Regions from separate parts of the Homo sapiens genome. Here region 1 is linked to region 2. A link is an interaction called in ENCODE POLR2A ChIA-PET data of the cell type or tissue named here. Cell type or tissue: PC-9. All regions are shown on one strand.

What was found. Peaks named below come from ENCODE experiments on the same cell type or tissue, not always from the same donor. Only the 100,000 strongest peaks of a DNase experiment are listed, where the experiment ranks them.
Region 1: POLR2A ChIA-PET joins it to region 2 with 7 read pairs; 1 of 35 experiments calls an interaction of 5 or more read pairs at or near these places.

The regions. Positions count from the first base shown.
Region 1 is chr16:2,854,065-2,862,064 of GRCh38, reverse strand. PRSS22 (serine protease 22) reads left to right here and starts at 3,895. Exons shown (of 6, transcript NM_022119.4): 1 at 3,895-4,042; 2 at 5,217-5,243; 3 at 5,812-5,983; 4 at 6,214-6,491. The coding sequence starts at 3,961. RefSeq lists enhancers at 2,709-3,308, 3,309-3,909, 3,910-4,510. In PC-9, CTCF peaks have their summits at 2,882, 6,968 and 7,167 (motif pointing left); DNase peaks (open chromatin) are centred at 3,324, 3,874 and 5,534; H3K4me3 peaks cover 3,903 bases; H3K27ac peaks cover 3,425 bases.
Region 2 is chr16:2,987,975-2,995,974 of GRCh38, reverse strand. It overlaps GREP1 (glycine rich extracellular protein 1), which reads right to left and starts at 7,713. Exons shown (of 29, transcript NM_001396456.1): 1 at 7,635-7,713; 2 at 7,353-7,385; 3 at 6,423-6,452; 4 at 5,969-6,001; 5 at 5,853-5,888; 6 at 5,388-5,423; 7 at 4,874-4,927; 8 at 4,538-4,597; 9 at 3,537-3,572; 10 at 3,141-3,170; 11 at 3,012-3,044; 12 at 1,248-1,277; 13 at 1,137-1,169; 14 at 1,013-1,048; 3 more. The coding sequence starts at 7,698. RefSeq lists enhancers at 1-434, 1,754-2,255, 6,620-7,569, 7,570-8,000. In PC-9, no CTCF peak of the experiment used is centred here; DNase peaks (open chromatin) are centred at 194 and 3,094.

The sequences.
Region 1 (8,000 bases), 130 kb after region 2:
TGAGACCATCCTGACAAACATGCTGAAACCCTGCCTCTACTAAAAATACAAAAATTAGCTGGGTGTGGTGGCACGTGCCTGTAGTTCCAGCTATGTGGGAGGCTGAGGCAGGAGAATTGCTTGGGAGGCTGAGGCAGGAGAATTGCTTGAACTCGGGAGGTGGAGGCTGCAGTGAGCCAAGATTGCACCGCTGCACTCCAGCCTGGTGACACAGTGAGACTCCATCTCAGTAAATAAATAAATAAGAACATGCAATCTTTGTCTTTCTGTGTTTGACTTGTTCCGCTTAAGATAATGGCCTCCAGTTCCATCCACATTGCTGCAAAAGACATGGTTTTGTGTTCTTTTTTATGGCTTCGTAGTATCCCACTGTGTATATATTCACCACATTTTCTTTATCCATCATCTGTTGATGGACACTTAGGTTGATTTCATGGCTTTGCTGTTGTGAACAGTGTTGCTGCGATGAACACACGAGTGCAGGTGTCTCTTTGATTAAATGACTTCTTTTCCTTTGGGTGGATGCCCAGTGGTGGGATTGCTGGTTGAATGGTAGTTCTAGTTTTAGTTCTTTGAGAAATCTCTATCCTGTTTTCCATAGAGCTAAATGATGTACTTATTGTTTACAATTCTCTGTTTCATCCGATGTCCATGGCTTTTGGTTTGCTCATTGCTGTATCTTCAGCACTTCGGACAGCGCCGGCATACAGGCGGTGCTCTGCAAATGCTTGTTGATTGAGTTAACAAGGACAAGGAGAGTGTCTTATTTCCCTTGACTACTCCAGCACATGGTGGGTGGGCTCCATAGCCTTTGGTGGGACAATGAATGGATAGCCCTGTTCAAAGTAGCTCCCCAGACTCCTGGGCCCACATCTGAGATGCCACCATTGGCGAGTCACTTCTTTTGCCAGTGGCAGCTGCTGTTAACATGGAAATGCCCCAGTGGCCCTGTCAGTCATCACCACTCCAGTGCACATGGATCAGAGGCCCTGAGGCCAGGCTGGCAGGGAGTGGGGGTGTGGGTGGCAGGGGCACACAGCTCATCCAGAGCTTGCACAGGCAGGGATGCTGGCCAGCATGTGGGTCTAGCATTGGCAGGCGCTCAATAAATATTTTGTTGAGTGAATGTTGAATCATGCCAGGGTCTCCACCCCGTGGCCTTTCAGAGACTCCACCCTCTATACCCTGGGAATTGAGGAACTGCTGTCTGGGGCCCTTCCCCAGGACTTGTGCCAGGAAATCTTCACCCAGCTCCTCAGGGCTTCCCCCTGCTCCTACCAGGTCCTTCTCCTCGGGGCTCTCTTCCTGGCCACCCTGTCTCAGGGATAGCGGCATCTTGGGCAGGGCCCATGGCTACCCTTGGGTATCCAGGGCAGTGAGCTGGCTCTTCAGAAAGGCAGAAAAGCTGGAATGGAGAGGAAACCTGGGCGGGAGGCAGAGAGGGAGGCTGGAGTGGTCGGTCCCCAGCCACTTGCAGACTTGCTTCTTCCACACTCATTTATACATTCAACAAACACTCGCTGAGCCCCAGGGTGCAGCAGGCACTGAATATGATCCTGGGGGTCCACAGGGAGCCCCCCTGCCCACACTGTTTCCCCAGCACCCAGCTTCACAGTGGCCCTCTAGGGTCCAAGCCACCGCCTGGTCCCATGGTTCTGTGCCCACCTCCCGGACACCTCCCTGTCATCCGTCATCTGCCTCCCACCCCTAGGAGGTCATGTGCTTCCTGAGCACAGGACCTGCGTCTTATTCATCACATGTGTCCTGGTGCCCACCAGGGCCTGACATACAGCAGGTACTCAATATATGTTTGCTGGGTGAGCTGGAGAGGCCACCCACCTTATTCCAGAAGGCAGTGGGGTGGGGCGCAGGAGGGCCCTGGACGCCCTGGGTGCAGAGCTGAGCGGGGGACAGTGAGTAGGGTTGGGGGAGCCCAGCAGAAATTTCTGCTGCAGTGCTGCTGCTGCTCAGAGACACTGCCCCTCCTTGGCCACTCTGCGTGGCCTTTTCCTGCAGTTCCCCCAAACCCCCTCTGAGTCCTGGGACAGAGAATAATGCATCCTCTGGGGCTCCCCAGGGCCCTGCTGTTTGACTTGTCTCTCGGTGGAGCAGGGCATGGCCTCTCTGCCACGAGAAAGTGCCAGTCGTCCTGCTGCCACCCTAACCCTTAACAGACTGAGGAGGTGGGCAGCACAGAGTCCACCCCCAGGGCAAAACCCGTCCTGCTCAGAGCCATGGAGTCCCTGAAGCAGCCATGGTGGTCTGCTAAGCCCCTGACCCACGCCACCCTGACTCTGCAGGGAGCAAGTTAGGGCTCACCCCAGGCAGGGTGAGGCACCTCCTCCAGGCTCCCGAAGCCTCCATGAGGGCAGTCCCAGCAGCCACCCCCAGTGTTGGGGTGCAGGTCCGGCTCCACCACTCACCCAGCAATCTCGGGCAAGTCACTTAACCGCCCTAAGCTGCCTCAGTTTCCTTATCTGCAGAGTGGGAATAATAAAGACATTTGAGGATTAGGAGGCAATGCATGGCACTCCTAAATGTTTGCTCTATTATATAAATACTATATTTATATTTGTATAAATATATTTATTACATACATATTCACTACTATGGTTTTTTTTTTTTTTTTTTGAAACAGAGTCTCGCTCTGTCGCCCAGGCTGGAGTGCAGTGGCGTGATCTCAGCTCACTGCAACCTCCGCCTCCCAGGTTCAAGCGATTCTCCTGCCTCAGCCTCCCAAGTAGATGGGACTAAGGGCGCCTGCCACCATGCCTGGCTAATTTTTTTTTTTTTGTATTTTTAGTAGAGACGGGGTTTTACTATGTTGGCCAGACTGGTATTGAACTCCTGACCTCATGATCTGTCCGTCTTGGCCTCCCAAAGTGCTGGGATTACAGGAATAAGCCACCCCACCCAGACACTATGGTTGTTTTTAATTCACCCCCGGCGGTAGCAAGGGCCCTGCTGGAGGCTTGTTGATCGAATGAGTGAAGGGGCGCAGGCTCCTGCCTCTTTGTAGAGGAGGAAGCCTGCCCTGCTTGGGTGGGAGTGTCCCAAGTGTGGGGCGCTGCAGGGCACTGAGTCAGGGAAGGTCTCACAGGATTCAGCCCCGGGTTGCCACTGTGGCAGCCGCTGGGGGGAAGCACCGAGAATCCACTCCCAGCCCAGGACCCGGCCCCCCACAGCCCAGCCCAGCAGCTCTTTGAATCCTGGGAGTCCCAGCCCTTCCCGGGGCCCCTCTTCTCTCAACCCCCCTGCTTGGCCGAGCCCTGGTGCCCATGGGCTCCTCCCCTTCCCAGGAGTCCAGGTGAGGTGAGTTGTCAGGTGTCTGAACCGCAGGGCAGAGCCCCGCCTCCAGGAACGACAGGAGGGCGGCCACCAGGAGGCCACCAAGGTCGCCACTCACCTGATTCACAGCTTTCGGGAAGTGGGTTAACGGGATTCCCAAGCCCGGGTTGCGCCAGGTCTCTGGGCTGAGTCACAGGGGCCTGGGGCCCTGCAGGTGGGAGCCGTTACTGAGCTTTGGGCACCCCCTTGATCCCTAAGGCCCTAGGACCACCCCCAACACCCAGTACCCCAGACTTCAGCCTCTCCAAACCCAGGCCCTCCCCAGCCCGGAACCCCTTCCTTTCAGTGCCCTGGCACCTTTCTCTGCCCCTGGACAATTAATGTCAGGGACCTCTGGGCCCAAGCCCCCTCCCCTGCCCTTCCAGAGGCCACATCCTGGGGTCTCAGCTAGAGCCCCCCCAGAGCCCTGTAGCGGCTGGCTTCCTCCCCGCAGCCCCGCCCTCTGCCCAGGACCCACAGCCGGGGTGGCCGCGGGAGCCACCTGGGGACTGGTCTGACGGCATTCCGCCTCCCAGGATAAAACCTGGGGCGACCTGCAGGGAACCTACACACCCTGACCCGCATCGCCCTGGGTCTCTCGAGCCTGCTGCCTGCTCCCCCGCCCCACCAGCCATGGTGGTTTCTGGAGCGCCCCCAGCCCTGGGTGGGGGCTGTCTCGGCACCTTCACCTCCCTGCTGCTGCTGGCGTCGACAGGTACGTCCGGAGGCTGCTCCTCCCTCCTCCCTCTCACCTCCACCCTCCTTCCCTCCTTCCCTCCCTCCCTCTCTCCCTCCTGGCCTTGCCTCTCTCATCTCCTTTCCGCTTCTGCTCTGTTTATCTCTTGCTCCTTAACTGCTCTGTGCCTCGGTTTCTTCTACGGCTGTGAGGATGAAACAGAAAACGCAGCAAGTACGCAGCGCGCCTCGGTCTCCAGTTACCGTCGGCGTCGCCATCGCCTGCTCCCTCTCGCCTCCGTGTTCTCCCATCTCCTCGTCCTCCGCTGCTTGCCTCTGGGGAAGCACCGTTTTGTGTTGTTCCTGCCGCAGGAGGTCAGGGGAGGGCACACCAGCGGCAGCAGCGTCCAGAGCCGAGGGGCTCAGGTCTGTGCCTCCCTCGAGGAGCCGGTCCTGGTCCCCGGAAGGCAGGCTGGACGGGAAGCTGCGGGAGGGCAGGGTCACAGCTGTGCAGCCAGGGCCTGGCCAGGCCCCAGGAAATGCCCCGCCGGTAGGGGCCCTGGGGTTGAGAGACTTGAGAGTCTCCCTGGGCACTGGAGGGCTAGAGGTTCCTCACCACCAGGTACTCAAGGGGACCCCCTCCTCACTGGGCGCTGGGACGCCTGCTCACTGGGCGCTGGGACCCCTCCTCACTGGGCGCTGGGACCCCCTCCTCACTGAGCGCTGGGACCCCCTCGTCACTGGGCGCTGGGGACCCCTCCTCACTGGGCGCTGGGGAGCCCTCCTCACTGGGCGCTGGGGACCCCTCCTCACTGGGCGCTGGGGAACCCTCCTCACTAGGCGCTGGGGAGCCCTCCTCACTGGGCGCTGGGGACCCCTCCTCACTGGGTGCTGGGACCCCTTCCCACTGGGCACTGGACCCCTTCTCACTGGGTGCTGGGGGCTTCTCGCTGGGCGCTGAGGGACCCTCCTCACTGGGTACTGGGACCCCTCCTCACTGGGCGCTGAGGGACCCTCCTCAGGGGGTGCTGGGACCCCTCCTCACTGGGCGCTGAGGGACCCTCCTCACTGGGTGCTGGGACCTCCACCTCACTGGGCACTGGGATCCCTTCTTACTGGGTGTTGGGGGCCTTCCTCACTGGGCGTTGAGGGCCCCTCACCACTGTGTCCTGGGGCCCCTCACCGGCCTAACCGTTTCCTTCTCTTGCCCTCAGCCATCCTCAATGCGGCCAGGATACCTGGTGAGTGGAGCTGGCAGCTCTGACGGGAGGGAGAAGGGAGGAGGCCCACGCGCAGGCAGTGTCTATGTGTCCGTCCCCTGGGCACAGGTCAGAAAGGGGCTGGGGTGAGAGGGGGAAAGAGCTAGAGGGGAAGGGAGGCAGGAAGGAGACACGGATGCAAGGAGAAAGGCTTGAGAGATGCCAGGGCCAGAGGAGAGAGAGAGCCAGGAAGGTGAACAGAGTGGAAAGCAGGGTAAGGAAAGAGGGGGAGGGAGAGACCAGGTGCAGCTGACAAGGAGTGAGTGGAAAGGCCAGGGCCAGGTGAGGACCAGCAGAGAGTGAGGATGGAGGGAGGGATGGGACGGGGAGGTGGGCGGAGCTTGGGGTATGGGTGGAGCTTAGGATGTGGGTGGAGCTTGGGGTGTGGGTGGAGCTTGGAGTGCAAGTGAAACTTGGGATGTGGGTAGAGCTTGGGGACATGAACGGAGCTTGGGCTGTGGGCAAAGCTTGGGGTGCAGGCCTAGGGATTGGGATTCCGGGGGTGGGTTGTAGGAAGTTGGAGATAACAAAACTTGACCGTACCCTCCAGTTCCCCCAGCCTGTGGGAAGCCCCAGCAGCTGAACCGGGTTGTGGGCGGCGAGGACAGCACTGACAGCGAGTGGCCCTGGATCGTGAGCATCCAGAAGAATGGGACCCACCACTGCGCAGGTTCTCTGCTCACCAGCCGCTGGGTGATCACTGCTGCCCACTGTTTCAAGGAGTATGTACAGCCGGCCTGGGGCACTTGATCTTCTAAGGCCCTGGGCTTTGTGCCCCAGGCCCTGGGCTCCCTTTACAGGCTCTGCTTCCGGGCCTCTGTTCAATCTTGGTGCCCCTCGATTCTACCTAGAAGCCTCTCCTGCCTTCAGGGGCCTTCACACCCATGCTGTTCCCCCAGGTACCTCCTCCCAGACCAGGCCTGGCTGATCCTCCCCTTCCCTTTCCTTCCAGCAACCTGAACAAACCATACCTGTTCTCTGTGCTGCTGGGGGCCTGGCAGCTGGGGAACCCTGGCTCTCGGTCCCAGAAGGTGGGTGTTGCCTGGGTGGAGCCCCACCCTGTGTATTCCTGGAAGGAAGGTGCCTGTGCAGACATTGCCCTGGTGCGTCTCGAGCGCTCCATACAGTTCTCAGAGCGGGTCCTGCCCATCTGCCTACCTGATGCCTCTATCCACCTCCCTCCAAACACCCACTGCTGGATCTCAGGCTGGGGGAGCATCCAAGATGGAGGTGCGGCTTCTTCCTCTCCAAGGTGGTTGGGGGCAGATGGGGACAGAGGATGGCAGACACTCAGGGACACAGACACCATGAGCAACAAAGGGTGGAGGCCAGAGGCACAGCATGACAGAGGTGGAAGGAAAGATGGGCTGCAATCCAGAAGAAACCTTGGTGGGCAATTTCAGGCCATTTCTCTTTTCTTTTCTTTCTTCTTCTTCTTTTTTTTTTTTTTTTTTTTGAGACAGGGTGTTACTCTGTCACCCAGGCTGGAGTGCAGTGGTGTGATCCTAACTCACTGCAGCCTTTGCCTCCCAGGCTCAAGTGATCCTCCCACCTCAGCCTCCCAGGTAGCTGGAACTACAGGTGTGTGCTACCACACCTGGCTAATTTTTGTATTTTTTGTAGAGACAGGGTTTTTCTGTGTTGGCTGGGCTGGTCTTGAACTGTTGGGCTCAAGCAATCCACCAGCCTCAGCCTCCCAAAGTGCCGGGATTACAGGTGTGAGCCACTGTGCCTGGCCTCATTTCTACTTCAAAAGTATCTGGCTATGTTTTGAGGCAACAGCCAGACCCGTGAAGCTATTCAATTCATCAATACAGGAATGGCTGAAAGGGGGTGTGTGTGGGACTAAGCTGAATACAGGGTGAATATAAAGAGGCCTGATTCCAGAGTGGGAACAGGCACCCCCTGGTGGTAGCATGCCACAATTGCGGGCAAAATTCTCGGGAGAAAATGCAGCCACCTTAATTGTAAAATATAATTTTCAAACCACCACTGGAGGTTTGGAAAACATCATCTCAAAACTCAAACTAGATTACATAAAGCAAGAAGCAGGGAAGCAGCAAGAGAAAGGTAGATGACAGATCGACAGGCAGATGGATGATAGAGACTGGGCCAAGGAAAAGAAACATACAGGCAGAAATGAGGATACAATGAAGACCTGGAAGAAAGAGTTTGAAAGAGAGAGCTAGAGACTAAGTAATAACAAAGTGTAAGACAGATGAAAATTTAACCAGATTCCAGAATAATTAAGAGAAATGACACTAGCTCAGGTGTGTGGGGATCCCAGTAACTCTGAGGTTGCAACCTCTCCATGATCTCTGTAGGGGCTTCTTCAAGAGCTAGAATCGCGGACTTTCAGTCCACAATCTGCAGACCACAGTCTGTAGACCAGCTCCAGGCAAGGCGTGGGGATCCCTCAGGTCCTGGTAATTTTCAACATCGAGTGGACATTTATTGAACACTTCTTCTATAGCAGTCCCAGTGCTGGATGAAGTAATGCAGTATCTGAGACAGGAAGGGCTCTAACCATCTGTGGATATAAGAAAATTTATTAAAGAGGTAGGGTCTTAGGTTTCACATTCATGTTCTAATTCAGCAGGGCCAGAGGTGGAGACCTGGAATTTCAATTTTCTGAAGGCATCTTGGGAGAGACTGGTAGAGCTAATCTGTTAGCCTTTGAGAACCGCTGCTGAGAGGAATGGTGTTGGGGGGGAATAGTCCTTTGAGGAGGCAACGAGG
Region 2 (8,000 bases):
GGCGACAGAGCAAGACTCCATCTCAAAAAAAAAAAGCCTGGGCTCCTACCCCAGGTGTCCTCACCTGGCTGGGTTCCAGCCCCAGGGAAGGCCCCTGCTCTCAGCCTTTTCCCATATCCTGGAGAGGGAGGGAGCATGAGTAGAGTGCTTATGGCTTCAGGGGTTCGTGCATAGAGAGGCAGACCAGGGCGGGCGGGGCTCACCTGGCTTCAGAGGCTTCACATTCCCTCCAAGGCCTGGAGGAGATATAGGGGGGCTGGTGAGTGACTCAGGGGCCCCACCCACATTCTCCCCCAGCCCCTCCCCACCCCTGCTCCTACCTGCTCCAAATCCAAATCGGTTCTGGGCTGTCAAGACTATGGGGAGAGGAGGGTGGGGTGGGGATTTGGGGTTTGGTTGAGGTGGAGGTAAGGGAATCCTGGAGGCTTCCTCCCAGCAGCCCTTCAGTTATTCACCAGCTCAGCCCCCCATGAGACTGGGAAGGGAGGCAGGGAGAGGACGCCCCAGGGGTAGAACCCCAGACCCCATCTGTCTCACCTGGCTGAGCACTCAGCCCATTCCCATTCCCTAATCCTGGGGGACAGATGGAGGTGGGGGTGAGAGGGGGAAGGGGGCTCTGAACACTGGGGAGACAGAAGCCCGGGAGAGCCAGGCTTACCTGGCTCCTGTGCCTTCATGTCCCCTCTAAAGCCTTTGGGAAAATGGGGAGCAGATGAGGTACCTAGGAGCCCCCAACTCAGATCCACCCCAGAACCCCAGCATCTGGACCCCAGCTCCTCCCATCCCCCTCAGGACCTGCTCCAGGGCCATTCTGAGGTGGGGGGCTTGTCGGGGTGGGAGGGCTGAGCTAAGCTGGGGACACAGCGCCTATGGTTCCCCTTCAGGGCCAAGCCAGAAGCCAAGGATCTTGGAGACGCCCCGTCACCCCTCTCCATCATTCACCAATCCCGCCCCTGGGAGGAAGAGGCCGCCCAGATGCAGACCCTGGAACCCCAGACTGTACCCCCTTCACCTGGCTGGGCTCCCAGCCCAATTCTGTACTGGAATCCTGGGGGAATAGATCAAGGCGGGGTATGAATGAGGGGAGGGAGCTCAGGTTTTGGGGAGGCAGAGGGACAGGCCGGGGCAGGGCTCACCTGGCTTCTGGGGTTTGACGGCCCCCACATAGCCTGGTGGAGAGACAGGGAGCAGGTGAGGAACCTGGGGCCCCAGCTCTGGGCCTCCCCAAACCCCAGCCCCGCCCCTACCTGGTCTATAGCCATTTTGAGTGGTGGGGCCTGTGGAGGAGAGAAAGGGTTAAGGCCCTCCGGAGCCCTGGATGCCATCTCCAGCCACCTCGGGCAGGGGTGTCCCCACCCCCAACTTCAACGAGCCAGAAAGGCAGGTTCCTTTCCTCAGCAGCCTCCAACTGTCAAGCTCCAGCTCCTGCCACATCTTGGGTCTGAGCTCTTTTTTTTATTTTCTTGAGATGGAGTCTCGCTCTTGTTGCCCAGGCTGGAGAGCAATGGCGTGATCTTGGTTCACTGCAACCTCCGCCTCCCGGGTTCAAGCAATTCTCCTGCCTCAGTCTCCTGAGGAGCTGGGATTACAGGTGCCCGCCACCACGCCTGGCTAATTTTTAGCATTTTTAGTAGAGACGGAGTTTCACCATGTTGGCCAGGCTGGTTTTGAACTCCTGACCTCAAGTGATCCGCCCGCCTAGGCCTCCCAAAGTGCTGGGATTACAGGCGTGAGCCACTGCGCCTGGCCAGGTCTGAGATCTTGCTGGAGCCTGTACCTTCTTTGTTCAAAACTCTCCTTTTGGTTCAGTTTCTCAGAGGGTTGGGCCACTCTCTCCTCCCTGGCCTCCACTGCCTCCTAAGAACTCCCAGAGCCCAGCTCTGGGGCAGCCTCAGCCCATACTGTATGCCCCAGCGTGGCCCTGGTTGGGGAGGGCCTGTCCCCAGCACCTGGTTGGCTCAGAACAGGCATGGTCCACGGATTACTTTGGTTGTTGTTTGTTTGTTTGTTTGTTTTTGAGACGGAGTCTTGCTTTGTCACCCAGGCTGGAGTGCAGTGGCACGATCGGCTCACTGCAAGCTCCGCCTCCTGGGTTCACGCCAGTCTCCTGCCTCAGCCTCCCGAGTAGCTGGGATTACAGGTGCCCACTACCACGCCCGACTGATTTTTTTGTATTTTCAGTAGAGACGGCGTTTCACTGTGTTAGCCGGGATGGTCTTGATCTCCTGACCTTGTGATCCACCCGCCTCAGCCTCCCAAAGTGCTGGGATTACAGGCGTGAGCCACTGAGCCCGGCCTGTCTGTTTTTTAAACAGGATCTCTCTCTGTCACCCAGGCTGGAGTACAGTGGCAAGATCTCCACTCACTACTACCTCGACTTCCTGGGCTCAAGTGATCCTCACCTCTCAGCCTCCAGAGTAGCTGGGACTACAGGCACGTGCCACCACAACTGGCTAGGTTTTTTTTTTTTGTAGATGGATTGCTTGAGCCCAAGATTTCAAGACCAGCTTGGGAATGTTGCCCAGGCTGGTCTTGAACTCCTGGGCTCAATTGATCCACCTAACTCTGCCTCCCGAACTGTTGGGATTACAGGTGTTAGCCACTGCTCCAGGCCTGGATTGGTTTGTCGAATGAGGTTTGTTGTGTGAGACCAAGTTGGGAGGCTAGAGATTGGGGCTCGCCTGCTCTCTGAGCCTTTAGTCCCCCTCCCAGGCCTGGGAAGAGAAGGGGAAGGACTTCCTGTGAGTCCACCCATCCCTTCCTCTCTGCTCAGGACCAGGGCCAGGCCCCTACATCAGTAACCCCCAACCCCTAAGACCTCCATGCTCCCAGAACTCCAGGGCCTTACCTGCCTGGGTTCCAGCTCCCAGGAAGGCCCCGACTCCCCACCCATTCCTATTCCCAAATCCCAGGGGACAGAGCCAAAGAGAATGGGGAGATCAGGGACTCTAGGGAAGCAGCGGCAGATGCATAGGAAATGGGCAGGGAGACAGGGACAGGGAGTGGCTCACCTGGCTTCTGGGGTTTTCCACCCCCTCCAAAGCCTGGGGGGAAGATGAGAGGGTGAGGGATCCTTTCCTCTGGGCCTGTGCCCAGAATCTCAGCCCCAGGCTCCCCGCTTCCGTCCCCACCCTCTTTACCTGGTCCAAAGCCATTTTGAGCGGCAGGACCTGTTTGAGGGCAGACACAGGAGTGTGGAAGGTGGTGCAGTGGGGATGAGCTGGGGCCTGGAGCCCTGCCCTCTCCCTTTCTGTCTCGCGTGACCCCTGCCCTCTGCCTTTCTGTCTTGTGTGAACTCCCTCCCAGGCCTGACTGCAGTCAAAGTTGGATTTGGTTCTTGGCCCGGGAGTCCAGACCGTGGCCACCCTTGACCAGCTTGGGTGTCCTCCATGGCCAGCCGAGGCCTGGCTTGGGACGGGTGCTCAGGGGAGATTGGGTGAATGAATGAACCCCCAAGAGCCCATCTGTTGGGACCCAGAGTGTGGCCCTGGGCCCCTGACCTCTCCCCCAGCCACCCCAGCCCCTTCGGCCCCGACCTGGCTGGGTTCCCGGTCCGTTTCCATTGTTGTATCCTGGGAGGAGAAGCAGTGTGTGAGGGGTGGATCTGGGGAGGGCTTGAGGGTGGGACAAGGCCATAGATGCAGGGGAAACAGTCAAGATAGGGGAGAGGAGAGCAGGGGCTCACGGACCCCACCCATCCCCTGTCCTCCCCCAGAAATAAACTTTCTGCCTTCTGGACCTCTGATATCCCCTGGTTCTTCCCTGTGTCTTCTAGAATCCCAGTGTGGTCCAGCTGCCCTCACCTGGCTGGGCTCCAGCTCCTAGGAAGGCCCCAGCTCCCATCCCATTCCCATCACCAGATCTTGGGAGACCGAGTAGAAGGAGGAAGCAGAGGCAGGGCCGGATGTGTGTATGTGGGGAGTGGAGGACAGGGACACAGGAAAGGGCAGGCACACCTGTCTTCAGAGGTTTCACCCCCCGCCCCATGCCAGGAATAGAGAGAGAGACCAGGTAAAGGAGGCTGCAGCTCCCTGGAGCCCCCAGACCCAAGCCCAGGCCCTCCGCAACACCCTACCCTCCCTGACCTGGTTTTGGGCCTGTGGGGTGAGGGAGGCAGAGGCTGGACCTAGGCCATGTGGAGTGCGGGTCCGTGGTCCAAACACCACCCAGGGCCACTGTGCTCCACACCCTGACAGTTCACTAAGGGCGCATGCCCAGGAAGCAGCTCAGAGGCCTCCACAGGAGTCCCCACCCACAGGAATGGCATTGGCAGGCCACAGAGGGACGAGTGCCTGGGGAGGGTAACACAGACCGAGAGGGGGACAGAGAGGGACAGGACATGGTGAGTGTGGCATGGAGGTGGCACACGGGCGGGGTCCTCCCTTCATCCGCTTCTGAGGTTCCCTCTTCCCCAGGCCTGGGGAGAGCTAGAAAGAGGCTGACATTGACCCTAAGAGCTCCTCCCCTAAGAATGAGGGTTGGGACCCTAAACCCTCCTGCCCGCCCCTCCCTGCGGCCCCTGCCCAGCCACCCTCACCTGGTGGGGTTCCTGCCCCTGGAAGAGTGCCAGCGCCCAAACCACTTCTGCTCCCCAATCCTGGGGAGACATTGGTGAGGGCCATGAGCGGTGGGGTGGGCAGGCTTGAGGGACCCAGAGGCGCCTGGATATAAGTGGGCAAGGCGGGGCAGGGCTCTGCCTCACCTGGCTTCGGAGGTTTCACGCCCACTCCCAGGCCTGGGAAGGGACAGAGTGGCTGAGCCCTGCCCTCCCTCCAGAGCCCAGCTCTCCCAGCTCCTGGTGCCCTGACTCTGCTCTGCCCCTTCCCCCTCCCTCCTGGAAGCCCAGGTCCTGCCACACCCGACGTTTCCTCACCTGACTGGGCTCCGGCCACTGGGAAGGCCGCTGCTCCCAGCCCGTTTCCATATCCTGGGGAGACAGAGCCAGAGGGACATGAGGAGGGGGAATGGGGCGTCAAGCAGAGACAGAGACAGAGGGTGGGAAGTGGACACTGGGACAGGTGTGGGGCGGCCTCGCCTCTGGCTTCTGGGGCTTCTCAGCCCCTCCAAAGCCTGGGAAGAGAGATGGGCAGATGAAGGGGCCCCACCTCCCCGCCCTGGGCTCCCTGCTCCACAGCCACACCGAGCTGAGGCAGGGGTGAGGCCCAGGTGCCCCTGTCCCCTTACCAAGCCAGACATCAGAACTCCTCACCGTCCCCTCCTGCCCACTTCCCGTGAGACACCCACCTGTTCTGCCCTCTCTGAGGCCTGGGAGCCTGGAGAAGACCCTGGAAACACCGATCTGGCTGCATTCCCTCCCCCACAGTATCAGGCAAAGATTAGGCACCCCCAAGCCCCTCCCATTCCTTACCCGCTTCCCCCAGCCTCACCTGGCTGGGCTGCAGCACCTGCGAAGGTCCTGAACCCTGGGGCGAGAAGGCAGGAGGGAGTCAGGAGGAGGGAGGCAGGCAGGGGCTGGGCGAGCCTCACCTAGGTTTTGGGGTTTCATGCCCCCTTCAGTGTCTGGGAAAGAGAGGGGGATCAGATGAGGGGCTCAGGAATCCCCATCCCAGGGATACCCCTAGAATCCTGGCTTCCAGCTCCCCCACTCCCATCTCTACCTGCTCCATAGCCATTCTTAGTGGAAGGGCTCGTGGGAGAGAGAGAGGTGAGCTGAGGAGGTTTGGGGTCCCAGCTGAGGTGGGGGTACAAGACCCTTGAACCCCCCCTTGGACTAAGCCAGACACCAGCAAACCTGAGAGGCTCTCTGCGCCTCCCCCCAACAATCTCTCCAATCCTGCCTCTTCCGTCTGAGGCCTGGGAGGGAGGGAAGGAGGGGACCCCACGGCTCTCACCTGGCTGGGTTCCCAGCCCATGCCTGACCACGAATCCTGGAGAGACAGATGAGGTGAGGTGAGGAGTGTGAGAGAAAGAGGGGGAGACAAAGAGCTGGGGCCGGGGCAGGGCTCACCTGGCTTCTGTGGCTTCACGCCCCCATCATAGCCTGGAGAGACAGGGAGGTGAGGGACACCCCTCCCCCAGGATCTCCCCAGAGCCCCACACCTGGCCCACAGCCTATCCAAGCAGTGGGCCTGTGGGAACTCAGTCCCTTCCCATGATGGGGGAGGGCTGTGGGGCACAGGTGGGTGCTATCAGCCTCCTTCCCTCCCTCCTTCCCTCTCTCCTTCCTTTCTGCTCTCTTTCCTTTCTTCCCTCCCCGCTCCATTTCTTCCTGCCTGCCTTCCCCTCTCCCCAGCCAGGGTGCCTGGGGGACACTCTGGGGCTATGCTCTGTCCCCATGTATTTCTGAGACGACTGCTTCCCCCTTTACCTGCCCCCCGCCCAGCTTTCCCTGTTCCTGTCCTGCCTCCCCCCTGCCCCGTGCCCTGCCCTCAGACGCCTCCCTTCCCTATGCCAGGCCTCACCTGCTCCCAGGCCACTGTGGGGGCCATAGACTGTGGGAGAAGTGAGATGTTGAGCCCGGGGTGCTGGAGCAGCTGGGAGCCGGTGTGCCACCCTCCCCAAGCACCCCGCCACCAGCTTTACCAGATCTGTAGCCATTTGGGCTCCCTAAGCCTGTGGGGTTCAGGGGGAAGCAGGGGAACTTACAAGGGGACAAAGGGGCCCAAATCTGGATGCCACCTCCCTTTCCAGGTCTCAGTTTCCCTGCTGTCACAGGAGGGTAGAGGGCAGAGGAGGTGAGCAGTCTGGGGCTAGGGCAGTGGAGGCTAGAGGGCCCCTGGGCCTGGAGGAAGGTGTCTGAGCCAGGGCTCTGGGGGACTGTGGGGCAGAGCCCACTCCACCCTCTTCCTCTCCTCTCCCATCCATTCTCAGTACTGGGCTCCTCTCCCTTCATGGAAATCTCCTCCTCTTCTTCTCACCACCTCTGCCCCCCATCTTTCTCTCCTGAAGCTCAGATGCATCAGGGCTCAGGGGCAGCCCCTCCTTCTACCCTTAGGACCCCCCAGGTCCCTGAAGTAAAGACTCTTCCATGACACTCCACCTCCTGCCCCTCAGCAGGCTCAGTTCTCCTTGTCCCCTCCCTCCTCTCCCCCTCCGGCCCCCTTTGGCCTGCCGGTGGGTCCGCCCCTCCTGTCACACCTGCCCACCCTTCTCAGCCTGCCCAGGCCCGTCCTCAGGGCTGCATGTTCTGCCCCGGGAGACTCTTCTGAGAGTGCAGGGTGTCTGTGCTCCCCACCCTTGAGTGGACACTTGATGAGACTCCCTGCCCGGAAGACAGCAAGGGCCCTGAGCTCTCCTGGGCCCCGCATCGGGAGTCCCAGAGAGCTCCCACACCCCCAGGGCAGGAGAGATGGGAGACTCTTCCTGACCCCAGTGCCAGAGGGCCCACCTACCTTTCCCCAGGCCAGGAGGCAGAAGGGGCAGCCCTGCGGAAGCAAGACAGTGCTGACTCAAGGCTGGGGACCCCAGAGGCTGAGATGGGGCAGCGCCCAGGCATCTATCCTCCAGCCCCCAAAAACCCTCACTGTCTGAATTCTCTGCCCAGACCAGGCTTTCCACACCCCAGCCCTCCTTGTCTCCAGAACCCCAGCATCTGGCCAGGGCCCCACTTGGACCCCCAGCCCCAGTCACAGATGCCCATTCTCCAACCCCCAGCCCCAAGCTGCCCTCACCACCTTGCAGGCTCTCGGAAGTCAGGCAGAGAAGGAAAAGGGCTGCGGGGAAGGCCCAGGCGCCCATGACTCTAGGCAGAGTGGGAGGGCCCACGCCCTTTGGGCCTTTAAACACCCCTGGCTGGGTGGGGACCCTCGCCCAGGCCCCCCAGCTGTGAGAGGCAGAGGCTCTGCCTGCAGACCCTGGGGGGTCACCCCCACCTCCCCCTGTGGCAGGAGTCTAGCTCTGGCCCCTCATCCATCATGGGCGCTGACAGCAGGACAGGCCCCCTAGACTTCTCCGCCCCTGTCAGCGACTCAGGCCCTGGCGCCAGGCCCAGAGGGCTCAGATGTCCCCCCAGCAAGGGGCAGGCAGGCACCCTAGGCCCA